7 separate regions of the Mus musculus genome follow, and regions 1, 2, 3, 4, 6 and 7 are each linked to region 5. A link is a loop called in an ENCODE intact Hi-C map of the cell type or tissue named here. Cell type or tissue: left cerebral cortex. All regions are shown on one strand. Links, peaks and the distances in the headings refer to the core of each region. The heading gives the core; the rest is flanking DNA. Region 1 has its middle 3.9 kb from the start of Gm35967. Region 2 has its middle 3.6 kb from the start of 4930449E01Rik. Region 3 has its middle 39 kb from the start of Gm41239. Region 4 holds the start of Spry2 (sprouty RTK signaling antagonist 2). Region 5 has its middle 26 kb from the start of Gm6145. Region 6 has its middle 14 kb from the start of 9330188P03Rik. Region 7 has its middle 16 kb from the start of 4930449E01Rik.

Region 1 (4,363 bases), core at 155-4,154, 63 kb before region 5:
AATAAGCTATCACACAAGGACAAATACTGCCTGCTTATATTTGAGGTAACTCATTGTTTTAATGTTAGCGTTGCTAGTGCTGTGACGAAACACCACGGCCAAAGCAACTTGGTGAGGAAGGGTTGGTTTTGGCCTACACTTCCCGATCGATCACTGTTTATCATTGAAAACAGAGACAGGAACTCTAACAGGGCAGGAACCTTGAGGAAGACTGGAGAAGTGGCTCAGAGGTGGAGTGCTTGCCTAAGATGTGAGGGTCTGGGTTCAATCCCTAACTTCAAAATAGGAAAGGCAGGAAAGAAAATATGCCTAAGAGGAGAGATATTTCATCCTTTTTAAAGCTCAATTTTAAAATCGTAAAAACACAAAGAATGAGAAAACTAATAATAAAATCTATTCAACATATTAAATATAGTTATATTTTGATATATATATATTTCAGATAATTACAATTCTAGTCATCACTTGGCCAAGTTTTGTTCCATTGGCAGGGTCTTGGGGAAAGGCTACCTGCAGAGATCTAAAAGAAACCAGAGGTGGAACCCTGAGCCATGCCCCTTCACATGATGGAAAAGGTCTCTCCAGGCTGTGTTCCCAGTACAGGTCCCTCTTTATGTGCCCTCCCACAGGCCTTAGCTGGCCCAAATTCTCCTCTTTTATGAGCATGGAAGGAGCTTGCATGGGTGTTCTGTTGTGACCTTGAAACAAGTTGAGAGTAAAACGTCTTTGCTTTGCTCCACTTTGCTTTGTTTTTCTTTTTCTCCTGCCTGATCGTCAGGGAGCTCTCTGGGTTAGAAGTGTATAAACTTGGTTACATTTTCAGCTACAAACGGCTGGCTGTTTTAGGAGGTACTGACAGCTGGGCTGCAAGGCTGGAGGACTGTGGAAATTCTGATGGGGAAGGTGAAGGCCTGGCAAATGGAAAGCATTTTGGTGGGTCTAATGATTTTGGGAAAAATCTCTGCAAGGCTGGAACATTTTGCCACACGTAAGTGGCTATTTCCTTAGCCTCTTCTGCATTCACTGAGAACTCCGTGTAGCTGACCAGAGACTGAAAGAGCTGCAAAAACAGTCCCAGTGTGGGTTTGTCAAGAGAGATATTCCATTTAGGTTTTCCAAATGTGTTGCATGTAACAAAAGCCTGTATTTCTTTTCATTCCAAAAGAGATCTGCCTCATTCTGGTTCATTTAATTCTTGGAAACATAGTTTTATATGTCCAGAGAGCCCTTTGAGCCTTTGAGAGAGCAAGCAAAGGCTTCCACCCCCCACCCCGCCCCCCTTCTCTGGAAGCAGGAAATAAGTCCTGCCAAATGCAAATGAGCTCAGACTCTAACAGGCAAAGCGTCAAAGCACCGAATGCTACGACATTTTAAGCATTTTGAGAACGCACACGCTTTACACAGCTGACGTTTTGGGGGTCTGGAGAACTACAGGAAGTCACACCGACCTATCTAAAGTTGTCATTTCAGGAATACTAATGTGTCTAGAACGGCCTTAGATTTATGTTAGGAAGTCAGAAGCCCTGCCCTTCCTTTTTTTTAAATGGTGGTTTCAGAATCCTAGGGGACTTTTATCAAAGTCTTCTGCCTCTGGAGTTGTCCGTGTGGTTTTGGAACTACACAGTCTCCCTCTTTGAGTCACAAATCCTAATTGGTCTGACATAATGCTGACCAACTGAAAGATGGCGTGGGCTGTCCTTCCAAGGGTTAACAGAGCTGGTTCCAAAGGAGTGAGGCAACCACAGAAACAGGATAATAAATGTGACACTCTCAGACTATCACCAGCAAATATTTGAGCTTATCAAATAACGGAGGAAGTAGTTTAGTTACAAATAAACCAATCTCTCATAAAACAAGTTTTCACACAGGGTCATTTCATTGAGCTGGAGACAGCTAGAGGCCACTCTAGGCAGAACTCCCACTCTGTGTACACTTCGTAACAGCCTCTCATGATTAATGGACAGCAAGGGGGGGAGGCTGGGCCCCAGAGCTCGCTGGAGCTGGGCTTCCTATCAGCCAAACAGCCATAAACAGCAGGTCAGGATTACTGCATGGGAAGTGCCTGTCCGCTGGGAATGTAGCTGGGTTTGTGTTCACTTCCCCTGCCTGCCTTCTCTCTCACAGCGCGCTCTCTCTTTTTCTCCCTGTATAGCAGAGAGCACCGTGTCCTAGAAACTGTAGTAGATGTCACTGCTTGGCACTTTCTGTGCAAAGAGGACAAGTATGTGGGCTCAGGGGGGTGGCGGAACGCTACTCTTAAAGCCACAGCGACTGCGTTGGCTAGGGGCTGGAGGAGGCTGTTTTTCTGGAGCCTTTGAAATCAGCATTGGCTAAAGCATCTCATTTGGATTCCAGAAAAAAAAGCACAGGCACTGTTTGGGGGTAAGGGAGGGGGGGGGCAGGGAGCCTCTTGTTTCAAAGAGAAATTCTCATCGCGTTTAAGAAGAAATATCAAAAAATATCCTGGCATAATTACAGCAATTCAGCAAGTAAAAAATGAAGCCTGCGAAGCTGCTAGAGTTTTGGATTGTGAATGTTCATTTCTGGTGAAATAGAAATATGTCCATTTCTGAATTTTAATTTGTAGAAAATTTGTTTCATTCCCCTAAAGGATAATAAAAAAATGTGAATTAGATGACACATATGCATAGAAGTATAAAAATAGAAACATTCAGACACAGCACTGCCATTCAGAGAAGGCATTTAATATGTTTTCTACCCATCTTTCCAAAATCTGTTAAAAATAGAATGTTGAGACCTTCACCATATGGGGAATTTTGTACTATTTTTCGATCAGATTCTAGCATAGTCATGGCCCTACAGTGTTAGCCAATGTTTTTGCATATATAGTTTTGGAGTTGAAAAATACTAATTTTTACAGCTTAGATCTCCATAGGGAAGCGTTTGAGAGCCCTTGCCGGTGGGTTCCTGCTACAGAGCAGCGTGTGCTTGCTTTGCTTTTCAGGTGTGTCATTTACCCCAAGTCTATGTGATGAGTTTTGAATAAAACTTGGAGAGGAGAAGGCAGATCTATTATCCTCATAGCTGTCTCATTAGATTTTATATTTAAAACAAACTCTCTGGTGATTGCATTTTCCATGGAGCTGGGAGAGATTCAGAGCTCAAAGTCTCTTGGCTTTATGAAGTACTTAGCTCTGCTAATGCTCTTTCCAAATGCACAAGCCCTGCCTGATACAGTCTCGTTCCTTTAAGGAATGATAATTGCATTGGCCGGCTCCCCTACTTGCCACCTGTGATACCAGCACTTAGATGCACTTTGTTTATATTGGGCATCTTCAACTACTTTTCATAACCATTATCTCTTCTGAGCCCTGGACCTGGATCTATGTTTAGTCATTGTGCCCTTGAGTCAGGATTCACTACAGCCAGTAATTTCTCTGTACCTTACCAACGGTGTTTCTGCTGTCCTCTTACCTAACCCAGACAAAACTTATGTTGGGAATGTGCAAAGAAACAAGAAACATAACGCTCTTATACCTTCTGGAATACTGTGTGATAGTGCCCACTAAGGGTTAAAGCATAGCTGTAGCTGGTGTGTGTGGGTGGAGCTAAGCGGCCTGTGGCTGAAGCCTGGGGCAAGCAGCCTATTTCCAAACAGAGTTCTTTCAGCACTGACTCGCCCTGTCTGGCTGTGTACCTGTAGACTAAAGCCCCCTTTCTATTAGTTTCTTCCCCACTCAGGTTGCTCAACATGTTAACTGTACTTAACAATAAATTGTATTAAAAAAATAGCCAAGGGAGCGTATGGGGGACTTTTGGAATAGCATTTGAAATGTAAATGAAGAAAAGACCTAATTTTAAAAAAATGGCAAAAAAAAAAAAAAAAGAGAAAGAAACACGTCATAGCCTAAACATACAAAACTTATATAATTTTCTAGCACTTTACATTAGTCTTAGGCTGGCATATCTGCTTACCATTCACTCATGTAGGTCTCTTTTATTCCTGTAAGTACTGTTGATGGTAGTTGATTTATACAAGTATACCTCTCTTTTGCCTTTATAGACTTATACAATAACTTTTGCCTATTTTCATGTAATTGTATGCATATGTCTATATCATTGTGTTAAATGTTTTCTATAGTTTTACTAAAATGGTATGCTATGCTGGTTGTTGACCAAGTAAAAATAAGCTAAGCCATATAAAAAAAATAGCCAAAAGAGAGGATTTTAAATGTTCTTACCAACAAACGAATGATAAATATGAGAGGTAAATGGATATTCAAATTAGCTCAAATTGTACACACAAAACATCACCTTATATCCTATATGTAGATGCAGTTACTTGTCAATGAAAAATAAAATCGAAATTAAAATATTTTCTTTAAAGTGACTTTTATTTTGA
Region 2 (4,363 bases), core at 89-4,088, 170 kb after region 5:
TGCTGTGGCTAAAGAAATGACTCAGCAGTTAAGAGCACTGGTTGCATATCTAGGGCACCGGGGTTCAATTCTCAGGATCTCTCATGTGAGGTCTGACAGCCTCTTCTGGTCTCCAAGAGCACCAGGCACGTATGTGGTGCATACATGCAGGCAGAACACCCATAGCAAACACAGAAGTGGATGCTCACAGTCAGCTATTGGATGGATCACAGGGCCCCCAATGGAGGAGCTAGAGAAAGTAACCAAGGAGCTAAAGGGATCTGCAACCCTATAGGTAGAACAACATTATGAATTAACCAGTACCCCGGAGCTCTTGACTCTAGCTGCATATGTATCAAAAGATGGCCTAGTCGGCCATCACTGGAAAGAGAGGCCCATTGGACATGCAAACTTTATATGCCCCAGTACAGGGGAACGCCAAGGCCAAAAAGTGGGAGTGGGTGGGTAGGGGAGTGGGAGGGAGGGTATGGGGGACTTTTGGGATAGCATTGGAAATGTAAATGAGGAAAATACCTAATAAAAATTATATTAAAAAAAGAAAAAGTCTATGGGGACCAGGGAGTGGAATGTGATGGTTTGTATATCCTTGGACCAGGGAGTGGCACCATCTGAAGGTGTGGCCTTGTTGGAATAAGTGTGACCTGGTTGGAATGGGTGTGTCACTGCGGGTGTGGGTATAAGACCCTCACCCTAGTTGCCTGGAAGTCAGTCTTCCACTAGCAGCCTTTGGATGAAGACAGAACTCTCAGCTCCTCCTGCACCATGCCTGCCTGGATACTGCCATGCTCCCACCTTGATGATAATGGACTGAACCTCTGAACCTGTAAGCCAGCCCCAATTAAATGTTGTTTTTTTATAAGGAAAAAAAAAAAACACCCATAGCAGTAAAAATAAAATACGTTTTAAAAAGCAGAAGAACATAATTCTGCCACAAAAATCACCTAAGATATCTGGTGTTTATCATCAGTTTGTTCAGAAGCTAAATTACATCCCTGATCTCTACCATCTATTGCATTTAACCTCAACCTCACTAAGAGAAGATTTTGAAAAGCAGAGACTGGTAGAAGAATGAAGAAAGAGGGGAAAGTGGAAGCAGTCGACACACGAGAGAGAAGCAGCACCTCTGTGCAGTGTGAAGGGAGAGGACAGATATGATTCACGCCAAGGTCAGGCGATGTGTGATCACCAAGGACCAGACGGGGAAGAGCCAGAAGAGGGAGGAGCCAGAAGAGGGAGGAGCCAGAAGGGGAAGGCCAATGTGGTAGCGGTCCATGGGGACCTCTTAGGAAGAAAGCTTACTAGCTGTGCCCATAGTGTAGCAAAATGGAATCAAAAGACCTGCTTCATACAACTTCTCTTTTCCTTGAGGTTTCCATGTCTCAAATATGTGTGTAACTTTAGCTGTAACATGCGACACGCAGGTGCTTTTAAAGGATCAAAATGGAATGACAACAGCCATAGAATGGAGAAATCAGAGCAAGAGACCTATCTGAATGTACTATTCCGGCATCAGGAGTCAGCTGTCTGGATTCCCAATCCTACAATAAATGAAGGACAGCTGGAATCTTCACAAAACATCACACATATTCTGCAGAGTGCTGAACCCTGATGAACTTTGTGAAGATCCACTACCACTGGCCTGGCAATCATTTCTCTCTTTCCAGGTGAGTGAACAGGTGAAGAAAACATGAGAAAGAGTGATTGATTTCCTATACTGCCCAAGAAATTAATCGCATATGAGAGTTAAAAAATATGGAAGTACAATATATAATGGTAATCAGGGGGCATATTATCTTGTCTAATTTTAATCAACCCTTGACATATATAAATAGAGATTTAACTAGTTGACTGATTAGTTCTTTTTCAGTTTGTGTGTTTTCAAGTGATTTGTGATCTTTCTTTAAAAAAAAATGTCTTTCTCTCTTTCTTTTACGAATCTCTGGCAAGTTGACATACATATGGTGAACATATGGCCTGCCCCTAATTGATTTAATTCAAAGAGGACCCAGGGGAAAGCTCTGAGCACTATCTGTTTGAGAGCTTTGGGGAGTGTTGATTTCAGAGTGAAGGGTGAAAGTGTGATGCCATCATAGTGGTGCAACTGGAACAGACCCGGCATTACCCACACATGGCAGGGAGCAGCAAGGATATAAATCACTAGGGCAAGTGTGATCCAGCTCTCTGAACTGGCACAGGAGGTTAAAAAAAAAAAAAAAAAAGGTGATGCCTATTTCAAGAAAAAAGTACATATTTTGCTTACCCTGAATTTCCCAGGAGAAAGCACATTGCCTAACTAACAAGCACCCCAAACACACACACACACACACAGACAGACACACACACACAGACACTCACACACAGAGACACACACACACACAGACACACACACACACACACACAGAGACAGACACACACACACAGACACACACACACACAGACACACACACACACAGACACACACACACAGACATACACACACACAGACACACACACACAGACACACACACACAGACAGACACACACAGACACACACACACACACACACACACTTATAAATCAATTTGCCCACATTCCAGAATAGTTCAGTTTTCCTAGTGCATCTCCCACCTGATAGAGATAATTCTGTAGCTAAACTATGGCAGAAGAAGACTTGCTGGCTTGCACTCCCTCCCACAGACTGTTACACACAAAGCCATGTGTATATTGTCTGTTTGCTAGATAACAATCCAGGTGCCAGTAAACCAAAATCAATTTTAGTGGACTCTCTTTACTGTCCTCCTGGTTTGGCTCCAACACTAACGTCAAGTCCCTGCGTTGGCTAGTGATGAACTTGCTCATCTGAAGTCTATTGGAATCTTAAGAAGGGTGACAAGATAAAATTATAAATACATAACACCTGGCCAGAGTCTATTATTGCCTCACTTGCTTATTTATCTTGTGGGTAGGGGAAGAAGGTAACACACGCCACAGTGTACATGCAAAAGTCAGAGAACCACTTACAGCAGTTGCTCCTCTCTTTCTATCACACAGCTTCCGTCCAGGGATTGAACTCGGGTCACTAGGCTTGGCAGGAAGCACCTTTATCCACTGAACCATATTGCTGGTCCCCGTATTAGTATTTTCATGTCAGTAATTTTACATTCAAAGTTCATTTTGCCATGTGCCAAAAACAAAGGACATGACTGATATATCAGTACTTCTGAGCCATGCATAAGAAATCTATAGTTGATAGTCATTTATAAATTATATTTAATATATCATATATTCATAGTTAATATATGTATGAATATATGCACACGCACACATACATGTTATATATCATGAAGATATAAATTATTTTATATATTATAAACATATGTGATGCCTTAAGTTGCATGTTAGACATCATAAATTTAAATATTTACATGTATTTATATGTTATATTTTACTTGTAAAGATGTGCTATATATCATATATGGTATCTTTATATATGTTATACATGTTTTTACACACATATGATTTCATATGTGTACCTTTCAGTTCTTATTTCTTTTGCCTTTGTCTCAACACAATGTCATCAAGACCTTGGATGATCTCCATAAGTGTCAGAAGATAAATAATCTATCTCATCGTGGTAGTTACAACAGTAATACAGCTTCTGTTTACTTCATCTGTGCCAACTCCAGGCCATGATGTAAATATGTTTTCAAATAAGTCCTCTGTCTCGTTTAATCTTGATAATCTCCCTGAGAAGGATCTTGCTATTCTCCAGATCTCAAATTTGGGAGTTGCAGTGTGAAGATGCTAAATAGCGTGTTTCAGAGCAAGTGGTATTAATTCAACATTGGAAAGACCACTGGTACCCAACAGACTCTTCCAGCTGAGTTCAGAAAGTGTGCTTTCAAGATCCAAGCTCTCCTTGTGCCTGAGTTGGTATGACTTTACTCAGTCCTCTGTCCTTTACCTCATCCCTCTCCTGGAAGTAACTTCAAGCATTTTATGTTGATATAGTGAAATAGTAAGAGCCCTATATTCCTAAATAATAAAACAGAGGGGATAGGGGCAGAGACATCTGATTGTGGCAAACCACCACAGCCAAGAACAGAGTGAGAAAGAGCCAGAAAGCATTTCTATGATGTCTTTGTCCATTTTGGTGTGCCTGGGAATGTCTCAGAAAAAAATTACTATTTCTCCCAAATAACAAATTTATTGAGTCATCATCAAATCCTTTCCAGTGGATTCAAGTTTTATAGCTTTGATTTTAAGCTTTTTTTTTTTAAACTTTTTTGTTGTTGTTTGGTTTGGTTTGGTTTGGTTTGGTTTGGTTTGGTTTGGTTTGGTTTGGTTTGGTTTTTCGAGACAGGGTTTCTCTGTGTAGCCCTGG
Region 3 (4,363 bases), core at 120-4,119, 110 kb before region 5:
GTTGTTGGGTGCCCAGCATTGGTGGTGGGAACCGAATGAGGATCCTGGAAAAGAGCAGCACACACTCATAACCCCTGGTACCTCTCCAGTCTGTTTTGTTTTTCCTTATAAAAATGACATTTCTTAACACTGCTTTTACTTCTTTCAAAAAAAAGGAAGATAGGGTCATGATGTGTTGGTGCACATGTGTGTGTGTGTGTGTGCTTGTGCATGTGTGTGTATATGTGTGTATGTGCATGTGTGTGCGTGTGTGTGCATGTGTGTGTATGTGCATGTGTGTGCATGTGTGTGTGTGCATGTGTGTGTATGTGCATGTGTGTGCATGTGTGTGTGTGTGCATGTGTGTGTATGTGCATGTGTGTGCACGTGCATGTGTGTGCATGTGTGTGTACCAAGCAATTAAAATATGAGCATGTATTCTGCATTAAAGCCACTGAAGTCTTTTTGTTGCCTTACTACATAAGCAAAGGCATATTGGTTATTAGATTAGAAATTTAGTATATTGCTTATTAGATTAGAAATTTAGTTCTTGCTTCATATATTTATTTTGCTTACAGAGACTAAAGCGATATCACAATTGAGAGAATAAATATTAAATGTAGGTTAGAATATCTTAGAATTTTAGGTTAAAAGAAAAGTTCAGTCCAGAGAGGCACACCTGACATTGTAACACTGAGGAGGCTGAGAGAGGCACACCTGACATTGTAACACTGAGGAGGCTGAGACCAGACGATTATGAATTCAAAGCCAGCTTGGGGTGCATAGCGAAATATTATCTAAAAAACAACCAAACCAAACCAAACCAAACCAAAAAGAAATGAAACAAAACAAAACAAAAAACATGCAAATAAAATACCCTGACCAAAACCCCAAAAACCCAACAAAAGAACGACTGGTAACAACAAACCCAACCCAAACCACAGATAACAGCAACAAAACCCACTAACAACAAGAGATTTCTTGATCTATAATATATGACTTTGTAATATTAAAATAATTGGTCTTTTTGCAACACAATTGTCCAGAGTTATCTTAACCATCTATTTCCAACACCAAAAACTAATGTTGGGAGATAGGGATACATCTCAGGTGATAGAGCACTTACTTAGTATAAAGGAAGTCCTGGGCTTGAACCCCCTAACTTATCAACCAAGTTATCCCAGCACGTGGGAGGTGGAAGCAGTTGGATCCCGAGTTCAAGGTCATCCCTCAGCTACCTAATGATTGAAGGCTAGACTGGACTACGTGAGACCTTGTCTTTAAAAAAAAATGTACAGAGAAAATGTACTGTTAGGTTTTTTTTCCCCTCAACTCTAAAATGGGTGAAATTTCTCTGGTTTCCCCCTTCAGGAACCCTGCGATGTCTGCAGACCTCTTCCAGGAGTAGCAAATGAAGCATTCAAACTATGCTGAAGACCCTATTCAATAAGGACTCAGAGTTCACTCATTTAATAAATACGTAATTTGTATAACTTTGATTAGAGGTTCATTTCAAATGAAAAGCATGCTCAAATGACCTTTCTGTTTCTACATGAACACTCCATGAAAACTCAGCATTAAGATGTCTGTCTCAATCAAAGAAACAAAAAAAGATGTCGGTCTCATGTTTACTTGATGGTAAAATATGTTATCAGTTTTAATTAAGAGATTAAGGAAGTGAGCTACTCCACTAACATCTTGATTCCATATTCAAAAACTTCCATATTTATTATTCTTTAATATTTTGATTTTAGTATTTTTAACGTAAGTCAGTTGATCTAGTCTGTTGAAATGTGTTTGAAAATATATATTTACATACACATGCATCTGATTTACAGGATCAAGTAGGTCATTGTTATCATATTTACCCTGCACAGATATGTAAAACAGTATCTGTCATTCTGGGCCCTTTTGCACAGAGTCTCAATGAATGCAAGAAGAGCTTTGCTGAGGAGACACACATGTGTCCTATTGAGCTACAGGGGTAACATTTTCTAGGGGAAGTGAAGATGTTCTTTTTTTCAGCTGAAACTGAAAGAAACGTAGGTAGAAAGTGGGAGGTATAATTACGTGGTTTCGAGTTTTGTCAGGGTACTGGGATTCTTGCTTTTTATTTTTAAAAGATGTGCGAAAGAGTTTTTAACTGTACAAGGTGCACCAGGAACTTTGTTCTTTTCTTACCTTTTCACACTGCACGTTTGCCTAAGGCCCTTTAAATTGAAACTTTTCATCAGGCAAGTGAGGCATTATGTTAATCTCACCTATAAAAATATTTTGGGGGCCTGTGTTCAATCCCCATGACCCACACAGTGGAAGAAGACAATTGACACCAGGAAGTTGTGCTGATCTCTACACATGTGCCAGAGCACATGTCAGTATACGTACAACCCCCCCCCCCCCAACACACACACACATGAGCATGCAGAACAAACAGCAACAAAGTATATTTTTTAAATAAAACTCTCTCTTTTCTCAACACAAATGGCAAGGGTGGGTTCTATCCTCGCCCGAGGCTCTTCTGTTCCATTTGAAATTAATGCAGAATCCACTTCAGAAAGACAGTTGCAAGTTTCCTTAGAGCTAAAACATCCCCTTCATTTCATTACAGGGACAAACACCCCTGAAAAGTCAGAATTAGCAGAATAAGGAGATGACTCCATAGGGTTCTCAGATAAGACCCAGGCTTCTGCCTATGGGGAATCAGATCTCCCGGCTCTAACACTGACCTCAGCCCATTGAAACAGAGGGAGTACCCAGTGCGTGATAATGATTTACAGTCTTCTCTCAATCTTAAATCTGGAACATAGTGGAATAGACTAGGAGCAGAAGAAGTGGGAGCCTTATGAAGAAACACAAATTGTAGTCTGTGAGTAGCTTTGTGTAGCACGCTACGCAGCTTAGATCTGTGGCAAAGAACAAGGAGCCTTAAGGGTTTTAATCAGTGCAATGGCTAGATGTCATTTGTGTCTTGGAAGTCGGCCTCTGGTTACAAGGAAGAGGAGGATATAGGAGAGAGGCTGGAAATAGCCAACACCACCTTTGAGGCTCCCCTGTCTCCTTTAAGGAAGCATAGCCTCAATAGGATGATTATTTACTTGCTCTACGCTTCTTTCATGCCCTATCGTTGTTTGAGAGAAGTAATAGTCCTGACAGAAAATGGCAATAAACTTCTAATTGGTTGTTGTTGTTGTTAAGGCTCCTGCTGCTTTTGTTGCTGCTGCTGCTGCTGCTGCTGGTGGTGGTGGTGGTGGTGGTGGTGGTGGTGGTGGTGGTGGTGTGTGTGTGTGTATGTGTGTGTGTGTGTGTGTGTGTGTGTGTGTGTGTGTGTGTGTGTGTATGATGTGACAGTGTTTCTCTGTGTAGCCTTGACCTAAGACTCACTTCATAGACCAAAGTGGCCTCGGACTCAGAAATCCTCCTGCACCTGCCTCTCAAGTTCCGGGATTAAAGGTATTATAAAATAATATAGTTAAATAATTAGAACAATCCCATAACCCCTAGTAGGGTTATAGGATTATTATTTAGTGAACTAGAAGCAGGAATTGAAATTTTACCAAGCAAAGTGAGAAGAAAAAAGTTCAGAACCAGATGGTTTTAGATTAGCATTCCATCAGGCTTTCATAGATGAGTTAACGCCAATACAATTCTAATTAGTCCACAAAATAAAAACAGAGGGAACATTGTCCAATTTATTTTATGAGGCCACAGCTGCTGTGATATCCAAACCATATGAGGACAAAGAACTATGGAACAATTTTTCTTATGAACATAGATGCACAAATTCTCAATAAAATACTGGATAACCAAATCCAAAAAGACAACCCACCATGATCAAGTAGCCTTCATCCCAAAGATGGAGGGATGGTTCAACCTGCACAAATCAAAAAATGAAATTTACCATGTAAAGAAACTGAAGCAGAAAAAAAATACATGATTATCTGGTTAGATGCAGAAAAAGCCTTTGAGAAAATCCCAAATCTCTTCATGATAAAAGTTCTGGAGAGATTAGGGATACCAGGGACATAACTTAGCATAATAGAGGCTGTTTACAGCAAGCCCATAGCCAACATTAACTTAAATGGAAAGAAACTCAAAGAAATTTCATCAAAATCAGAAAAATGCCAAGGTTGTCCTTTCTTTCACATCTACCCAATATAGTACGAGAGCAATAAATAAGTCAACTAAAGGAGATCAATGGGATACAAACTGAAAGGAAAGAAGTGAAAGCATCCTTACTTTTATATTATATGATATTATAGATTATCATATATATGATACATATGTATATAATATCATATATATGTATGTGTGTGTATGTTATCTTAAAGATTTCACCAGAAAATTCATACACCGATATAACATTTTCAGCGAAGTAGCTAGCTAA
Region 4 (4,363 bases), core at 92-4,091, 230 kb before region 5:
GTAGCCCCGCGGAGCCAATGAGCTGGGACCGGATGCGATATATCCTCTGGGACAACAACTGCTCTGTTCCGCCTCGGATCCACATGACGCCATTTACTGCTGCCGCGGCCGCTGCAGAGCTCCCTGCCTCCTCCGGAAAGGCGAGGGCGCAGGCCAGCGGCGCCCTCCCCCCCCGTACCCCCCCCCCCCATCCCCGGCCGGGCCCCAGACCCTCCTCCCCCGCCGCCTCCACCCCCTCCGCACCCCCACCCCCGCCTCGGCTTCGCCGCCGCGCCTCCGCAACGCCCAGTCTGCACGAGCGAGAGCTGCGCGCCGCAGCGCCAGCGGAGGAGAGGGGCCGGCGGAGCGCGCAGCGCCCAGGCCCCCGCGCGCGCCCGGCCCGGCCCTCGGCCCCGCGCCTGCCTCCACTTGGGAGCAGCCCCGGGCCCCCGGGTCTTGGCGAGCTGGCCTTAGGTTCTTTGTAAGGCCGTGCTCGCCTCGCTTTCTCTCATCGACCAGGAAAAAAAGAGACTCGCCAACGTTGCCGCTTCGGCCTCTTGTTCATTGAGAAAAAAAAAAAAAGGAGAGAGAGAAGGGGGGAAAAAGGAAATACTCCGCGTGCGCTTCTGGAAGGGAGGTCATCTATCCCGGAATCCGGGAGGGTTCCAACGGTGGAGGACTGGGTTCCAAAATTTCCCCGTGGTTTTAATCCACCGATTGCTTGGAAGTTGGACTGAAGCAGAGTTTGGAAAGAAGGAAAAAGTTTGCATCAGGACTGGATTTATTTGCACATCGCTGGAAGAAGAGGATTCAAGGGAGAGGGGTTGGTGCAAAGCCGCGATCACGGTGAGGAGCGTTTGGCTTTTCCCCTTCTGGAACCATAGCCGGCCGGGAGTGGGGTCCGGGTTCCTCTCTCCACTAAACCAGCTTGCTTCTCGGGAGCATTAGGGAACTACCCCGCGGATCTCCTTCGCCTAGAACAGGGGTTCGGCCATGGCCGGGCTACAGGGTACGCCTATGCAGTATCCCCCGTCCCACGACAGCTCACTCGTAAGGGGTTTGGGGCGGAGGACCGCTTCACTGCGTTCTACTCCTATCCCTGCATTGGCGACGATTCAGTCGCCGAGAGCTTTAAGGGAGGGAAAACACAAAGTGTTTTCTAGGTCGCTGTTGCAGGCTCTGGCATTGCTAACCTGTTCCTCCATTCGTTTGAAGGCTAAGTTGTAGAAGAGCCATCCTGAGGCGGAGGCGCCTGTGGGGCTGCGGTACTGGGCTTCTCACCTCTCCACCTCACCGGGCCAGGAGACCCGGCAGGCGAGCGGAGGCGAGAGTGCCAGGCGGAGGGAGTCCCCGCCTCTGCCGGGTGTGGACAGTCTAGCCCGGTGCGGGTGGGAGCGTCGCCCAGCCTGGCGCCGCGTCTCTGCGGTTCGGAAGTGCAGCTTTCTCTTTTTTTCCGTTCTTCGTGGTCGGCCTAGGTCACGCTTTTTTTTTTTTTTTTAATATATTTGGACACTGAGGCTGACTTAGCACAGGAAGAGATATCAAGTGGTCGCGATCGTTTTCCATTACCTGAAAGTAGGTGGCAAAATAAAAAAGGCTAGTTTTTTCCCCCCTTCCCTCTTTTGTGTTACTGTTTTTAAGATTTGGAGTCTTAACGCCTTTTTTACAAAGGGGTTTCTGTGTCGGTTTGCCCCACCCTAGTGCTGAAGTCCTTTCCCCCTAATCCTTAGTCTGATCACACACTGTTCTTAATGGGGGTTTCAAAGCACTCAAAGGGGGAGGGAGAGGAACTGGGAGAGCGCAGAAGGGGGGGGGGCTGCATTGGAGGCGGCCAGGGATCTGTAGAAATCAACTTTTTTTTTTCTTCCAAAAGATGCTACTTTGCACAGCAAGCAGGTCCTCACGGAAAAGTTTCCGATCCCCGGGGCTCATAGTTGTGTATGCCTGGCGGGTGCAGTGGGGCTCTGGATGAAGCTATTTTTCTTTCGTTTTAAGAAGTATGTCTTATTCTTTCTGATCTAAAAGGAGGTAGGCGTGTGCAGATTACAGGCAGTGCTTGCTTAGGTCATTGCCCCGTGGAGTCGCTCTGGGAGTGTGGGTGCAAGCTGTGCGCCCTAAGCCCGGCTCTTCCTCGGGCCGTCGGCTTTGGAAACTAGTGAGGACGGCCGTTTTGAGGGCCTTCCCAGAAACACCTTGTGGTGACCTTGCGGCGGGGGGGTGGGCGTGTTAGAGTGGCTCCCCCTCTTGGGGCCGGATGGCAGTTCCTCTTGGGTTGGGGGAAATTTTAGCCGCGGGGGTGGAGGAGGGGAAAGTGTGCTCGTGCCTTTCATGACACGTCCCCTTCGGAGGCGCCCGCGCCCCCTGCCTGCCTCAGCTTCTGCAGATTGTACACGGGAGGGGCCGGGCTGGCCCCTGGACAGCGTCAGTCCGCCTGGAGAAAAGTCCCCCGGGGTTCTAGCTGAGTCCCACCTGCTGGGGACTGTGTGGGGGCGCAGATAGAGCCGATAAACGGGTTGAAAGCGAAGAACAGCCTTGTGTACCTTGCTGTTGGAGGTGAGCAGATCCGGTTTCCAGCTCTGTCTGGTTTGTCACCTGCCTTGTTCGCTGTCCTTTTCCAAAAAGCAGAGGTTGGGTTAAAAAAAAAAAAAAATCCGGTTTTGCTTATTTTCCTTTATTTTCATGTGGACTCGGGAGAGGGGATGGGATGGTACTTAAATCGAAGCATGACTGTAATTTTTAAGTTTACTTGACAGGATCATAGGCTTCCACTGTGACATTTCAGATTCCTAAAACTTTTCTTGTTGCAGTTACTTGCTTTGTGCTCTCGGGTATTTTTCAAGATGAGAAAATCATGGGGTGTTTTTGTGTGTGTGTGTGTGTGTGTGCATGCTTTATTTATTAAAAAATGACTTGTGGTTCGGAACCTAAGGCTAGACGCCTAGGATGTGGGTCTGTAGAATATTTGATGTACAAGTTGTGGTCTTAGGACTTTATTTTCACGTGCTACCTAATGGAATTCGAGATGACTTACTTTAATTATATAACTTTATGCTAATAATATTTATTTAAAACTCCGCTTTAATTGCCCTTGAAATGTTCTTTTTAATCACAGCCGTCCTATGGGATTGGAAAAAGATAGGGATTAGACCACTCACGGTGCAAGTGTGATGTAGAAAAAAAAAAAAAGACTTGACCGATACGTTGTAGGTATTTGTTGGTGTTTCATGTAAAAATGATCGCGACAAACTTAAACCTACTTCAAGATCTGAAGAGTATACCTGTGAAACTGTTGGCAGCAGTTATGCGCCAGCGTTTCCTGACAATTTTTTCATCCGGCCGGAGCCTTCTAAATTGCATGTTTATTTGAGTGAAGCATTCAGTGAATCGGTAGAGCTTAGCTTTGCGTTTCTGCTCTTATTAAGACTGCAGAACTGTCAGGGCCTAGCCTTAATTTTCACTTTTGAGAACATGCCTCGACCATTAGCTGTTCTCCTACCTCAGCCACCACCAGCGCATTTCCAAGTCCCATTTTCTCTAGAGGATGAGGGAAGTGGAAGAGTTGTCAAGTCTGGTGGGTGGAGAACGGGAAGTCTTAGAGTGTAAACCATTTTCTTTCCTCTTGGTTTCCCCAGGAGTTCAGATGTGTTCTAAGCCTGCTGGGGTGAACACACTGCCAAGACCTGATGGAGGCCAGAGCTCAGAGTGGCAACGGGTCGCAGCCTTTGCTGCAGACAGCCCATGACAGTGGCAGGCAGCGCGGGGAGCCGGATCCAAGAGATGCCCTTACCCAGCAGGTACACGTCTTGTCTCTGGATCAGATCAGAGCCATCCGAAACACCAATGAGTACACAGAGGGCCCTACTGTGGTCCCAAGACCTGGGCTCAAGCCTGCTCCTCGCCCCTCCACTCAGCACAAACATGAAAGACTCCACGGTCTGCCGGAGCACCGCCAGCCTCCCAGGCTCCAGCCCTCGCAGGTCCATTCTTCACGGGCCCCTCTGTCCAGGTCCATCAGCACTGTCAGCTCAGGGTCTCGGAGCAGTACAAGGACAAGTACCAGCAGCAGCTCCTCGGAACAGAGACTGTTAGGACCGTCCTTCTCCCACGGGCCTGCTGCTGCTGATGGAATAATCCGAGTGCAGCCTAAATCGGAGCTCAAGCCTGGTGACGTTAAGCCACTGAGCAAGGATGATTTGGGTCTGCATGCCTACAGGTGTGAGGACTGCGGCAAGTGCAAGTGTAAGGAGTGCACCTACCCGAGGCCCCTGCCGTCGGACTGGATCTGTGACAAGCAGTGCCTCTGCTCAGCCCAGAACGTCATTGACTATGGGACTTGTGTGTGCTGTGTGAAAGGTCTCTTCTATCACTGCTCCAATGACGATGA
Region 5 (4,363 bases), core at 288-4,287:
TTATAGATGACACTATTAGGTAAATCTAAAAGTAACTTTGCATATCGATCCCCATGATCTAGTTAGAATAAAAATATATTTTTCTTTATTTTGCCTTAATGAGCAGAACATTTGTGATAATAGTAACCAGAATTCTACTTTTCTCTGAATGCATCTTCAGAAGAGAAAGTACAGCACCAAGATAAAAAGGTCCTTGCTCCATGTAGGTCATGTGATGGAGGCCAATAACCAGGCAGTCCTGCTTAGGAGGAGCAAGACCTGTGATACTTGATCCAATCAGGAACCAAGGTTATGAGTTGGTGACTCCAGCAACAGAGTTGGGAAGTCCTGCTCAGAGGCTCAGCACTACGCTCCATCTTTTCTGTGCAGGAATGGGAGGTGCTGCATACCTGAGCCCCTTCTAGGCAGAAGAATGCTAATTCTTGAGACTATCCTCTTTAGGACCCTGTGTGGTGGTTTGAATATGCTTGGCCCACGGAAAGTGCACTATGAGGAGGCCTTATTGGAGGAGGTGTGGCCTTGTTAGAGGAAGTTTGTCACTGTGGAGGCATGGCTTTGAGGTCTCATATGTATGTTTAAGTCTGGTCACTATGATTCAGAGTCTTCTGATAACCTGCAGATGCAGAACCCTCGGCGCCTCCAGCACCATGCCTGCCTAAAAGCTGCCTTGGTTTTCATGGACTGGTCCTCTGAACCTGTAAGCCAACTCCAATGAAATGTTGTCCTTTAAAAGAGTTGCCTTGGTCATGCTGTCTCTTCACAGCAATGGAAACCCTAAGAAGATGGGAAGAGTGAAAAGCAGGTATCTGATTGATTCCTTTTGTTTGTTCGTAGAGGCTTTTCACAAAGACCGTTCTGACTGGCAGAAGTGGATTGGTAAGAATCAGTAATACAGACTGCTCAATGTGAAAGGAACCTTAAAAGGGTGGACCAGGAGGAGCAAGCAAGCAGAGCCTTTGTAAAACACTCCTAACAAATGGTTGAGTATACAACAATCTGTGTAAGAAGCTTAATATGATAAAGAATATCTGGATATAGTCTCTCCAGATATATGCTGTACACACAAACCTGCCATGTAAGCTAGCTGGATATTGAAAGAAAAAAGTGAAATGATGTCATAATTTTGACATTTGCGTATGATCCCCTACCAAAGGCTACACAGCATACATTGTATAATGCTAAGAGCTACAATTCATAAATATATCAACTATAGATAAAATGTTTTAAGAAACAAAACCATGTCCTCTAATGATTTTCTTTGTAAGTATAAAGGAACAGAAACAACAATAAATTAAACTCACAAATTAAAAAGACCAACTAAAGTAGGCAAGACAAGCTGTAGGAAAAATATATTTAAGATATAGATGAGCTTTCTTCTCCTTATTAGCTGAATTCCTTCCCTTCGAGGTTCCAAATAGTTGCCTTAGGAACCATTTATCTGCAACATTTGAGTGAGAATCTCCTAAATATCATGGGAGTTACACTGTTTCCATATTCCATTAGTATCTTCTTTCTAAAGTGTGGTCTCCTATGGCAAGTGTCTTCTGTAAGTGGCATCCCTAGTGTCTAATTCAGCACAGGCTACTCAAGAACGTGTCATTAAGTAAACATTTGAATAAATAAGTTCTGAGGCTGAGGCAGGAGGATTGCCATGAATTCAAGGTCAGCATGAATTACATAGTGAGACCCTTTTCTAAAAGCATAAGAATAGGTCAGGTATTTCCAGTCTCTGCAAAGGTCTGGAATGTTCTACCATCTTGCCCAATCCAGGTAAAATCGGTTTACTGACCACTGCCCCACCCCGACCCCCACGACTTTTACATCCCAAAGCCTTAATGTCAGCTTCTCACTTCATGGTGGCATGGTAGCTAAGACAGGTCTGGTTGTGTTGATCTATTTGTATGGTTATGTCTCAGAAGTAGGACAAAGATGGGAACAGGAGAAAATGACAGCAGTTAAAATTACTATCCTTTCAGATTTGTCATGAGAATAAAAACCCAGCATTATATATATATAACAGTTTAAAAGTTCTAATGTATTATATAGAAAGGTAAATGGTGGATAAATAGATAGAGATCTTGAAAAAATATGTATTCTTGAACTATCTTGTCAAATATACCAAATTTTACCCCAAGACCTCTTTTCATTCTTAACTTTTCAGTACAGAGAATTCTCAAAGTCTGAAAGACAAACACAAATCATAACTTAATAGCAATGACATTAAAATTTTTCCTTACATCTAACCTTGACTAATTCTCACATGGATTTCAGAAATATGAATAATGTCTTCATGCAATTCAGGCAGGCACAGAAAATAGGTGCCATTATTTCTGTTCTAATGACAGATTTTGAGGTTAGGGTGACTCATGAACAGCTGAGCAGCCAGTCAGTAGAAGAAACCAAAATAGCACGGAAACGCCTCCATTCCCACCCCACGCTCAAACCTCGGCTCAAACCTCGAGTGCACCCTCCGCGGGAGATGAGGGAAGCGTGATGCCTATGAAGAGCTTCCTGCAAGTTAATGAGCTGAAGCTATCCCTGGTGGCCATCCCTGAGCGCAGCGCACTCTCAGACAATCTGGCAGGAAGAGAGGGGAGAGAGAGGCAAGAAAAGCAAGCCCCTGCCCAGCCAAGCTCGATTGGTTTTAGGCAGGAGGCTTCATTTATCTTGAGCTGACTCATTTTCAAAAATCCTAGCTAATCAGAATTAATGTGCCCCGGCCAAGGTAACCCTGAAATGAAGTCTATTTGGTAAATGAGATGGGTTCACTTCAGCCTGCTTGACTCTGAAGGGAAAAACCAACCAAATAAATAAACACAATTTTTATGAGAGAGGGTTCTGTATGCACAAGGAAAGAGTAGTGAGGAGTGCTTTCCTAGTAAGATCTGTACCTAAACTATTTTTTGCAAATAATTAAAGTAGAATATAGCGGATAGAAGTCTTTGATGGTACAAAGGGATTAATTGGAGGACTTCTTCTGGAGCTTCATAGAATTCTCAGAATAGTTAAGGAACTTAATGGGAAATGACTTTAATCTGTTTTTTTTTAAATCTGTCTTATAATACAGACAAAATGGCCTTAAGTAGAGGGATCAAAACGTAACATCTGTAAGGTGTTTTAATAAGTTCAGATGCACTTGTCCCTCCACCATCCAATTCAAATACTAATAATGTCCGGTGCAAACACGGGTTTCCAGGACCCACAGCTATGCTCCTTCGCACCTCCGCTGGAGCTGGAGGGAGGCTTGCCTACCTTTCTGACTGAGGCTGCCTTTATGATTCTAACAGGCTGGATCCTAAGGGTCATTTAACAACTAGTTTTCTCTACACTGAGTCCCTTTTCTTGGTGCTGCTGCCCACTGCAGCCCACACTCACAAACACAGGAAAAGCAGAGGTAGAGAACCTTTGCCTCCTGCACTGTTCCTTCCCACCCCGTCCTTCCATCCCGCACAACTGGCTCCTCCATCTGCACATCACTGATCCAACTCAGGTCTGTCTGTTGTGTTATCAGTTCCTGGTATTTTCTTTATTGTCATTAATCTTACTATCCCCTGATATTAAACCTGTACAAGCTGTCTTGACGTTTCCGAAAGATACTCTTTATCTCCAGTGAAAAACAAATCCAGATCAAATCATCTATGCCACTGGATGTGAGGAGAAAAACGTAGGAATAGAGAGATACTTCAGTGACACAATGTAACCCCGTTTAAACTCACATGTCCCTGTACATGTCCCTGAGTCTGATACAAAAACTTTAGTTAAAACAGGAAGACTGATGACAGGCAAGGCTAGAGAAATCTCTTTACTCCTCCTGTGTGTGTGTGGGCATCCGAATCCCACAGTTCTGCAGATTTAGAAGGTTCTGTTTGACGGTGATTAGAGTTTTTGGTGCATTGGTCACAGACCTTGTACACAGCACGTTTCTCAGGGCATTGTGATCTCAATTCCTTGGGTGAACTCAGACAAAATATTTCTAAGGTAAACTTTTCATAGGAGAATTTGAAAAGTGTGACACTATTTCAGGGCAATGTGGCAGGTTGGGTTGGATGGCATCCAGGAGTCCCACAGTCTGTGTATTTGATATGCACAAGAGGGACTGGTCTAGAACATTTCCTTATCCTGTGGACTAATGCAACAGAAAATGTTTCCATGGCACATTGGTCTATTTCAAAGCCCCTGTATCCACAGGGTTTGAGAATAATTTATTTCTGTCTGGAAACTATAGGCAATTGTGAATTTTGAACAATGTAAATAATGTTCTTTTAAATGTGACTAAGTTAAGCTCTAAAAATGTGAGTGTATTTGAAGTAGTTCCCTGGAAGTATAAACGTTTGTGTTGTTGTTTGTTTATTTGTTTTTTATT
Region 6 (4,363 bases), core at 266-4,265, 66 kb after region 5:
ATCCAAGAACTCCATCACAGTGGACATACCAAAAGGAGAAGAAAAAGAGCAAGAGACAAAAGCAACATTTCCTCCTTAGAATCATTGTTCATGTGAGTATCTCACCTGAAAAGCCATCCTTCGTCAGAGCTGAGAGTTTAATTCCTACTTGTAGTTAGGAACAACTCAAAAATAGCTTCTCTTTACAAAGGAAATGCAGCTTAGCCCAACTCTGAGAGTTGACATCACCATTGCCATAGGCTACAGTGGGCTCAGTGTGGGTCACACCTTCTCAGAATAAGTGACTTGAGGGACAATGTTATCTCGCTGACCCTCCCAGTACTGCTGATAATCCTGATTGGCATGCAAAGGAGAGAGAGTTCAGGGTTTGGATGAACAAGACGGCTTCCTATGTGCTACACTACTTATCAGCTTTTGATTCATAGCTTGTCTTTACATTTTTCGATTCCATTTATCCATTTATTTATGTGTGTTCGCACCTGTGTTCACACATGCATGCCACAGAATATGGAGTTTAGAAGACAATTTATAGAATTCAATTCTCATCTTCCACCATGTGAGTACCAGGGTAGAACTCGGCTAGGCAGCCAAGCTTGGCAGCTAGCTCCATTGTGTACTGAGCTATCTTGCCAGCTCTGTAATTTGTGTTTTATTAACCTAATATTTCAGTTAACAGTTAACTATCTGTTAGGAAAGTTCCAAACTGTTTCCTCCATTCTCCCTGTGTTTATAATTTTATGTATTTTTTGTAAGTTATCAACTGCAGTGAAGAAATCGTTTCGTTTTTTTTTTAAAGAAGTGAGATTAATTTATTATCTTATAGAAGTTGGAGTTATCTGTTAGTGGGGAAATAATAGGGTATCCTAAATTGGCTATCATTTAGCATGAGTCACCGTAATGGAAGACTATGCCTTTAGAGCAGGACCTTGTACTCTCTGCGATCATTCCCATCAGGAGGAAGACGCAGTCAGGACTCCTCAGGACTCCAGGGGAATGTTTGAATTTCCTGAATTTTTTTGTTCTTAATGCCTAAATGTCATGTGTAAAAGAATTAGGGATGAAAAAAATAATCATGATTATTCAAAGTAACTCTATAAGAAGATAATGCTAGACATTTCAACGTAGCTTTCAAGACCACCTTATATGGCTGCACTCTTCTGCTATACCGGATGACAGTTACAACCACCATGCATTTACATCTGAGAGCACAATTGGGCTGTATGGAGTGTTTAATTGTCAGACAGATGTTGTCATACCTGTGGTTGGTCAATTCTTTACATTTTTATCTTGTGTATATATATGTGTGTGCATTTTCATGCGTGTGCTCATGAACAGGTATGTGAGCCTTCTGGAAGCCAGAGGACACCATGGGTTTTGTTCCTTGGGCACACTCTACCTTTGTTTGCTGAGACTCTCAGTGGCCTAGAACTCTGCAGGCAGGGCAGACTGGCCAGCTAGTGAGCTCCAGGAATCCACTGGCCTCTGCCTTCCTAGGACTGGGCTTATAAGCCACTATGCCCTGCTTCTTTATGAGCTCAGGGACTCAAACTCTTCATACCTGCAGGGCAAGCACTTTACCAACTGACCTATTTCTCTAACACATGTCCCATTTTGTAAACATTGGGAGCACAAAGTACTTTGTGAGAACTCACAAAGGGAAAGCGTAGAGGTGTTTTTAGTTTTAGTTACTGAAAATTATGCATATCATTACAACTTACTTTCATGTTAGCTTTAGACGTGGCAGTTATACATTTGTGGGTTTTAAATATCGACTTTTTTCTTACATGTTCTTTAATCTTTTCTAATTCAAATGTCATCTTTAAAAAATATTTTAAATGGTCACATTTTAGGTTGGATTTAGACAGCTGGTGCCTTCATTAAGCAATCTCAAATATACAAGTATTTGTCTGGTTTGAAATGGAAACAAAGTTTTGAGCCTTCTCCTATGTTGTTTTCCACTTAGTTTGAAGGAATATAACATTAGCAAAACTCTTACATTGGTGTGAAACCACAGTAGGATTAAGAAGGTGCTGGAGGAGGCAGGTTCCCAGGGCTCCAGACTAAAAGGTCAATAAATAAATCCGCCTGGAATAAATCAGAAATATGGTGCAAGTTAATTCAGGCTTCCTCGTTCAACTCCTTAAATAACCAGAGAAATAGCAAGTACCTTGAGTGGAAGTGGATTTGTTTAAGCTCTTGCTGCAGGTTCCTCTCCAAGAGAGGCGTGCTCTGTGCAGTAAGCTCAAGTGTGAAGCTGGCTGCCTCCACTGAGTTTCTGAAACTGAGTAAATGCATCGTGCTAAGAAGGTGCATTAGTCACATCACTGACAAAATGTGAGACAGAAGCAGCTTCAAGAAGACAGGTTTGTCTTGGCTCAGTTTGAGGGGCCCGTGGGTAGTGGCTGGGAGGCATGGAGACAGGAAGGTGCAGCAGCGAGTATACCACATCCTTCAATCAGGAAACAGAAAGAGACCAGTGCGGCTGCACTGCCAGCTCCAGTATGGTGCCCTTCTCAGTATGGAACCCTAACCACGGAAGAGAGCTACCCACATCTGAGGTGGGTGTCCCCATCTCATTTACGCCTCTCTGAAACACACACACACCCCAAAGTGTATCTCCTGAGTATAACTCTAAATTCAGGGAAGTTGATAATCAAGATTAAACTTAAGGCATTAATAATGATTATCTAAATTTTAGAAGCAATAATGTCAAGAAGTTGTGTTACATGGGAAATGGCATACAACAAACCAAGTGTGTGGTGCACTGTTAAGTAAGATTAATGTAAGCAGAAAGACTAAATGAAGTAGATGGAGAGACACTATTTGGTACACAATGACAAATATCCCTTTCTCTTGGGACCTAGACATTGCTCTGTTCCATAGATACATTACTTTCCATTAACTTTAGTGGGTTCTCATGCATGTATTTCCCTACAATGTGGCATGATATATACAGTATTCTATACTTTGTCTTCTAAAGGTTTAGAGACCTTTCATACCCTAAGTATAGAGTTTTGCATTGTTAGATGGTTCATATATTAATACATTGTCAGCTGAATTATAATTTCCATGTAAATTCCCATTGGTGACATTTTAGCTGTTTAAGTCTTTGACATTAAAATTAATATTCCAGTTGGTCTTCACTATATGCCTAAAAGAAATTTATATATGTTTCAGAAGACCAGCAAATAAATCCCCTGCTATGTATGTATAATCTCTACTTATGAAAACTGTATTAGTTTGAAAGGAGGAGCTGAGAGACTGAGAGGGTCTAGGCGTACCCAGTCCTGTCTTGGGGGTTTAGAGTTCTTGCTAAGAGATCCCCATTTTTCTGAAACACAAATAAAATATAAAATCAGAAAAAAGCATTAAGATGGACTTACAGCTTCATTTGTACAAAAGTTCTAGAATAATGTAGACAGTAAGTCCAGATATTTACACACTGTGCAGTGATCAGGGGGTTGGAACTGTAAACTTGTTGGTGAAGTACTTGACTAGCATGCATGGAACGTGGGGTTTCATTCATCGCTCACAGGAACGGGGTGTGGGGCTACGAAGCTGTAATCCCGGTGCTATGGAGGTGGAGGCAGAGGGAAAGGGAGGTTAAGATCCATCTCCGTTACAGAGCAGAGTTCAGTGCCAGCCTGAGATACAGGAGAGCTAATCTGAGGAAAGCAAAGAAAGAAATAATGACTCAGAGTGGACACCTCAAGGCTTATGGCTGTCATTGCTTGCTTATGATTGGGGATGAACAATGGCCTCACAGGAACTGAAGCAGCAGAGCTACTGGCGTGCACGGCCAAATTTGTAAGAGAACTTTAAGGTTTGTACTGTTCTTTTGCAAATCAGTGTGTGTGTGTGTGTAAGAGAGAGAGAGAGAGAGAGCATACATATACATATATATCTTAGAAATATTATTAATAACTGCTTATCATTTGGTTTTATAAAAATTTATAAATTAGAAAGGATTAGGAAACAAACCTTTTTTTTCCCCCAATTAAATGTAGGTATAGGTAAATATATATTGTTTTAACTAAATGCTACAAAGGTCCTGAAATCATTAAACACAGAGTTACCTAACAATTTACTCGAAGGAAATGGAAATATCCATCTTTATACCCACACCCTAAAAGCTGCATTAATTATTATGACTGCAATATTCTTACTCCTCACCATGCAGAAACAAATTTCAGTCAACTGACAAACAGATTAAATGTGCAATCACCACACAATAGAATGGCATTTGGCCATAAAGTACTAATACGTGGTCCAATGTGACTGAATCTTGAAAACATTATGCTGAACAAGAGGAAATTATTTTGTAGTCTGGAGCAATGCCTCAGTAGTTAAGAGCATATGTTAC
Region 7 (4,363 bases), core at 161-4,160, 190 kb after region 5:
TTTTTGATGACTGATAGGCAAATGTTCACAAATCTAAATTACTAAAAAGAATTAAGCTAATGACATACTACAAAGTAATAATCACCAATTGTCTATTGTACTGAAGGTGACAGGAAAATAATTCACTACTCTGCACACAGTCACCTAATGTCTCTTGGAGCTCACTGAATTCATCTTTTTTTTTTTTAATTAGCATCCTTTCTTCCTCTATTGGGGAGTTATCTCTTTTATCATGGCTTTAAAGGGGTCAGTTTTGAACATGAATGTAACACAGCTCCTGTGAGGTAGGAACTGGCTGCTGAGTCACCTGGCCACCAGAGCACCTTGAAAACGAACTTACAGGTTTGAAAAATTCCTGCCCCAGGTTTTACACAAGATAGTCTGTAATTCGAGATTCCCCCAATGACTGCACAAACACATTTAGTACATTCAGAAACATACCACTGAGAGATACTACTGAGAAGGCCACCACTCAGGGAGTAAGAAATAAATGTTACTTAAATTTGTATTTAAAATCACTATAACCAATAATACGATATCCCACAGAATTGTTGGAGCTAAGTTTATACAACTGGAACAATACTTCTATTCTTAACATATTCTACTTAAACCATCCTAGCTTGAAGCCTAAACCAGAAACGATTACAGCAATCTCACATATTTATAAGATAATTTCACGGATTGGCTTGTTTTTGAAAAAATAATGGGGTAGCGTGATAACTGTATGAGAATCCAGGCACATAGGTTTTTCCTTATACACGTGATAGCCAAGAGAATGGAATGTGTGCGTCAAGCCTGACACTCTCATGAGTATTCTGTCCATAAACAACAGCTTACATTGTTTGGAGAACAAGAAGATTTTTTTTGAAACACGGGGCTAGGCATAAGAACATTGTAAGTCAAAATAAAAAATCCATCCTGAGTTGTCAAAAAGCCCAGAGTCTGATACACGCCGATGGCAACATTTACAGCCCATGCATGAGTAAATAGACTCGCCAATTCACATCCACAGGCACGCACCGATACCCCAGACCAACGTGGGCACAGGCGGCCCTTTATGTCTACCCGGACTTGGCTTTTGCAGCTGCCCGTTTTCTCAGTGTTGTCTCCGGGGCAGTTTCCTGTTGCCATAGCTGATGGCCTGCCCACGCCTGCCTGGGCCTTTCAAGTGTCAACACTCCCAGGCCTGCTGCAGTGGTCAAATGCTTGTTAATGAGATATAGCAGCTGGGTAGGGGTGAACCGCTGAGAGGGATAAAGGAAGACCGCTGGTGCAGGAAGCGATGCCTTTTGAATCTTTTCAGCAGGGTGAAAGCTTTCAAATCAAAGCGGGTATGTTGTATTCATTAATAAACCCGAGTTCCCATGCAGTCACATTAAAGCCAGCAGTTTAACTTTGAGCCAGACAGGTGAATTTCCCCCTCGATTTTACCCCGAAAGACAATAAAGACGAAAACAAGGCTTTAGCGTGGGACAAAGGCGCACTTCCTCATCTGCGGGGCTGACCAGACTGCTGAACCAAACAAGGGGCTACTTGCTTTCTTTTTCAATTTATCCCTTTGTCCGTGTATTTGTGTGCGCGCGCGTGCACGCCCGTGTGCATGTTGCAAAGCTCATAGCAACCACTCTTGGTTCTCGGGTTCAGCATTTTGCACACACACACACACACACACACACACACACACACACACACACACACCTTTTAAAACCTATCAAAAACAGAATTAACAACTTAACAACTACTTGTGAGGGAAAAAACTACACGGGCATGAATATGGGGTCATATGGCTACTGGCTCAGATGAAACCTAGCTGTGCATCCCCACCCATCTACCCCCACCTCAACCTATTACTGGGACAGTTTCTCCAGGAAGCTGTGGGAGGTGACAGCATCATGAGACAGTGCTAACAGCTGGGAGAAGTCAGGAGAAGAAGAAAGAAAGAAAGAGAGAGAGAGAGAGAGAGAGAGAGAGAGAGAGAGAGAGAGAGAAAGAAAGAAAGAAAGAAAGAAAGAAAGAAAGAAAGAAAGAAAGAAAGAAAGAAAGAAAGAAAGAAAGAAAGAAAGAAGAGACATCTACAGCTTAACTGACAGGGTTACCTTTAAATTCCTTTGCTAGGAAATTGGGCCCAGAGGCAGTTTTACTAGGTTAATAAACAGTATCAGAGATGAATTATCTATTTTTGGGATTGGCTGGAAAATCCAGTATCAATGATGTGATTTTAGAAGCAGGGATGTGTATATTAGACCAAACACATACATTATTTCTCTGTTACCATTTTTCTTCACAATCTTATTGATAAACTAATTGGTAAGGCTTATCTAATACTGTAAATAAAAGATCATACCTATATATTATCCTAATTATCCCAATTTGCAACTGCAAGCAATTAAGAAATTAAGAGAAGAGGCATTCTTTAAAGCTCTCCAGTTTTTAAATTTTCATAAATTATTTTAAGTGTTGATTCTTAAGAGGTCTTCCTAATCTAATATAGGAAGAAAGTGGAAATGCCATTTATTGGGTACTATAATGTATCAGACATCAAACTAGATTCTTTAACACGAATACATACCCATATATAAATTTATATAAATATAAAATATACATAAACACATGCGTATGTAGATAGATAGATAGATAGATAGATAGATAGATAGATAGATAGATAGATGTATATATCTATAACAGGCTCTCAAGGAGAGGGAGATGGCTCAGTGGGTAATGAATGTGCTTGCCTCTCAAACAAGAGAATCTGAGTTTAGGACCCATGTAAAAGAAGCTGAGTGTAGTGATACATGCTTGCAATCCAAGCTGTAGGGAGGCACAGCTCACTGGTCAGCTAGTTTGGCCTACACAGTGAAGGCACAGGACACTGAGAGAACTTTTCTCAAGGGGAAAAAAAATGAAAGGCATTTGAGTGGCACCCAAGGATATCTACTTATCTCTACCAGTGCAAGCACGCATGCATGCACGCACGTACCAGCAGACAGACATACCTGAATCCCTTAACACACACACACAAGCACATAGACATGAAAACCACACAGACCTGCACCAGCATTCATAATGCTGTGACGTCTTTACTGATCAAGACCCTCCGTTGTGGAGAGCTCACATCAACTCCCCAAGGCTGTAAATGACAATCAAATTTCACAAGCACATTTGCCTTCTTCTGTTTTATGTTTTGCCTTTTGGTTCTCTGGCTGGACTGTTTTTGGCTATCACCCCTACCTACTGGTAAGGTCGGACAAAGAGAAGGAACCCCTTCACCATGTCCGAATTCGGTGTTGTCCACAAGTGTATCTGTGAGGGTAGTAGGTTGAGTGCATATTTGGGGGAGGGTAGTGCACGATTAAATAAATCATCAGAAAAATCTAAAAAAAAAAAAAAAAAAAAAAAGGAGCTGCCTGGTTTCCATGAAGCCTTCATTTCTTTTAAATTTAACAAAGATGTTTCTGTGAGGTATGTTTGTTTACATTCCGGAATTTAAGCAGTTCCCTGGGGTTAAGTACCTTTAAAGCTCCCAGGATGAGATTAGGACAAGGAATCCGAAGGGGAAGAGGCTAGTCTGGGAAAGTCCTTGATGAGAATCTGCAGCTTCTCCCTGCTCTTCATTCGGACCCAGCTTCTCTTCATAGCCACACTGGCGTCTATGTGCCTGCCTTAGGAACACGCACCCAGATACTTTCATACGGGTCTCCACCAGTTCTTTCCTCCTGCTCAGGGTCGGCCTGTATTCCACTGCCTTTGAATTTACTGGAGTCTAGTTGTTCCCTAGGAGAGCAAAACCCCAAGCATGCACAACCATCGAAGTACCTGTGTAAAACAAGAACCCTTGCTCCCTAAAGCGCACGTGCACGGAACGCAAGCTTGGCATTTGGGTCACTCCTGTTTCGTTCTTCCCTTTCTGCCACCCTCATATTGTCTCCTCTTTATGCCATGTTTTCTCGTTTATTGACTTTTTTTTTCATAAAAAAATATTTCAAGTGACAAGTAAGTAGCCCCTTCTCAAATACAACCTGCAACAACATGCCTGGATTACATTAGAGAATGCCTGAGGGTATCCCTAAAACCAGTGTGTGAACAGTCGACCTGACAGCAGCTAGGACCCCGGTGAGAGAGCTCCAGTTACCTAACTCCCCCAAGCTAATCAATGTAATCCCCATGACAGCACATTGTCAGACTCCAGGAACCTGCAGCCACCCTGGCAGGAGGGGGTGACCAGAGAGAGTCACCAGACTGCCCAACCCTTTGCTGTCAGCCCTTGACAAGATATGCCCTCGCCTCTGGCTCTGCTTTCAAACACTGAGAACCAGGAGGTCTTACAGAGGCAGACAGCTTAGATTTCGTAGAGCAAGTAAGTAAG

Evidence for each region. Hi-C counts contacts between places; a loop is a spot of excess contacts. Peaks named below come from ENCODE experiments on the same cell type or tissue, not always from the same donor. Only the 100,000 strongest peaks of a DNase experiment are listed, where the experiment ranks them.
Region 1: a loop joins it to region 5, with 5 times the contacts of the local background. A loop is called at or near these places in 8 of 42 quality-filtered maps.
Region 2: a loop joins it to region 5, with 3 times the contacts of the local background. A loop is called at or near these places in 2 of 42 quality-filtered maps.
Region 3: it touches region 5 in a loop (7-fold over the local background); 2 of 42 quality-filtered maps call a loop at or near these places.
Region 4: it touches region 5 in a loop (8-fold over the local background); 10 of 42 quality-filtered maps call a loop at or near these places.
Region 6: it touches region 5 in a loop (4-fold over the local background); 2 of 42 quality-filtered maps call a loop at or near these places.
Region 7: a loop joins it to region 5, with 3 times the contacts of the local background. A loop is called at or near these places in 2 of 42 quality-filtered maps.

What each region holds. Positions count from the first base shown.
Region 1 is chr14:105,730,132-105,734,494 of GRCm38, reverse strand. No RefSeq gene overlaps it. Among named protein-coding and RNA genes, the nearest start is that of Gm35967, 3.9 kb to the right of the region's middle. In left cerebral cortex, for the core only: a CTCF peak has its summit at 1,869; DNase peaks (open chromatin) are centred at 2,848, 3,236, 3,480, 3,887 and 3 more places; H3K4me3 peaks cover 1,329 bases; H3K27ac peaks cover 3,920 bases.
Region 2 is chr14:105,493,034-105,497,396 of GRCm38, reverse strand. No RefSeq gene overlaps it. Among named protein-coding and RNA genes, the nearest start is that of 4930449E01Rik, 3.6 kb to the left of the region's middle. In left cerebral cortex, for the core only: no CTCF peak of the experiment used is centred there; a DNase peak (open chromatin) is centred at 2,036; H3K27ac peaks cover 82 bases.
Region 3 is chr14:105,781,282-105,785,644 of GRCm38, reverse strand. No RefSeq gene overlaps it. Among named protein-coding and RNA genes, the nearest start is that of Gm41239, 39 kb to the left of the region's middle. In left cerebral cortex, for the core only: no CTCF peak of the experiment used is centred there; a DNase peak (open chromatin) is centred at 2,017.
Region 4 is chr14:105,893,050-105,897,412 of GRCm38, reverse strand. It overlaps Spry2 (sprouty RTK signaling antagonist 2), which reads left to right and starts at 594. Exons shown (of 2, transcript NM_011897.3): 1 at 594-825; 2 at 3,612-4,363. The coding sequence starts at 3,663. In left cerebral cortex, for the core only: a CTCF peak has its summit at 2,264; DNase peaks (open chromatin) are centred at 1,179, 2,207, 2,730, 3,620 and 2 more places; H3K4me3 peaks cover 4,000 bases; H3K27ac peaks cover 3,919 bases.
Region 5 is chr14:105,667,292-105,671,654 of GRCm38, reverse strand. No RefSeq gene overlaps it. Among named protein-coding and RNA genes, the nearest start is that of Gm6145, 26 kb to the right of the region's middle. In left cerebral cortex, for the core only: a CTCF peak has its summit at 2,551; DNase peaks (open chromatin) are centred at 1,811, 2,469 and 3,896; H3K27ac peaks cover 3,654 bases.
Region 6 is chr14:105,601,217-105,605,579 of GRCm38, reverse strand. No RefSeq gene overlaps it. Among named protein-coding and RNA genes, the nearest start is that of 9330188P03Rik, 14 kb to the right of the region's middle. In left cerebral cortex, for the core only: no CTCF peak of the experiment used is centred there; a DNase peak (open chromatin) is centred at 2,307.
Region 7 is chr14:105,480,320-105,484,682 of GRCm38, reverse strand. No RefSeq gene overlaps it. Among named protein-coding and RNA genes, the nearest start is that of 4930449E01Rik, 16 kb to the left of the region's middle. RefSeq lists an enhancer at 1-2,510. In left cerebral cortex, for the core only: no CTCF peak of the experiment used is centred there; DNase peaks (open chromatin) are centred at 836, 1,225, 1,515 and 1,821; H3K4me3 peaks cover 691 bases; H3K27ac peaks cover 720 bases.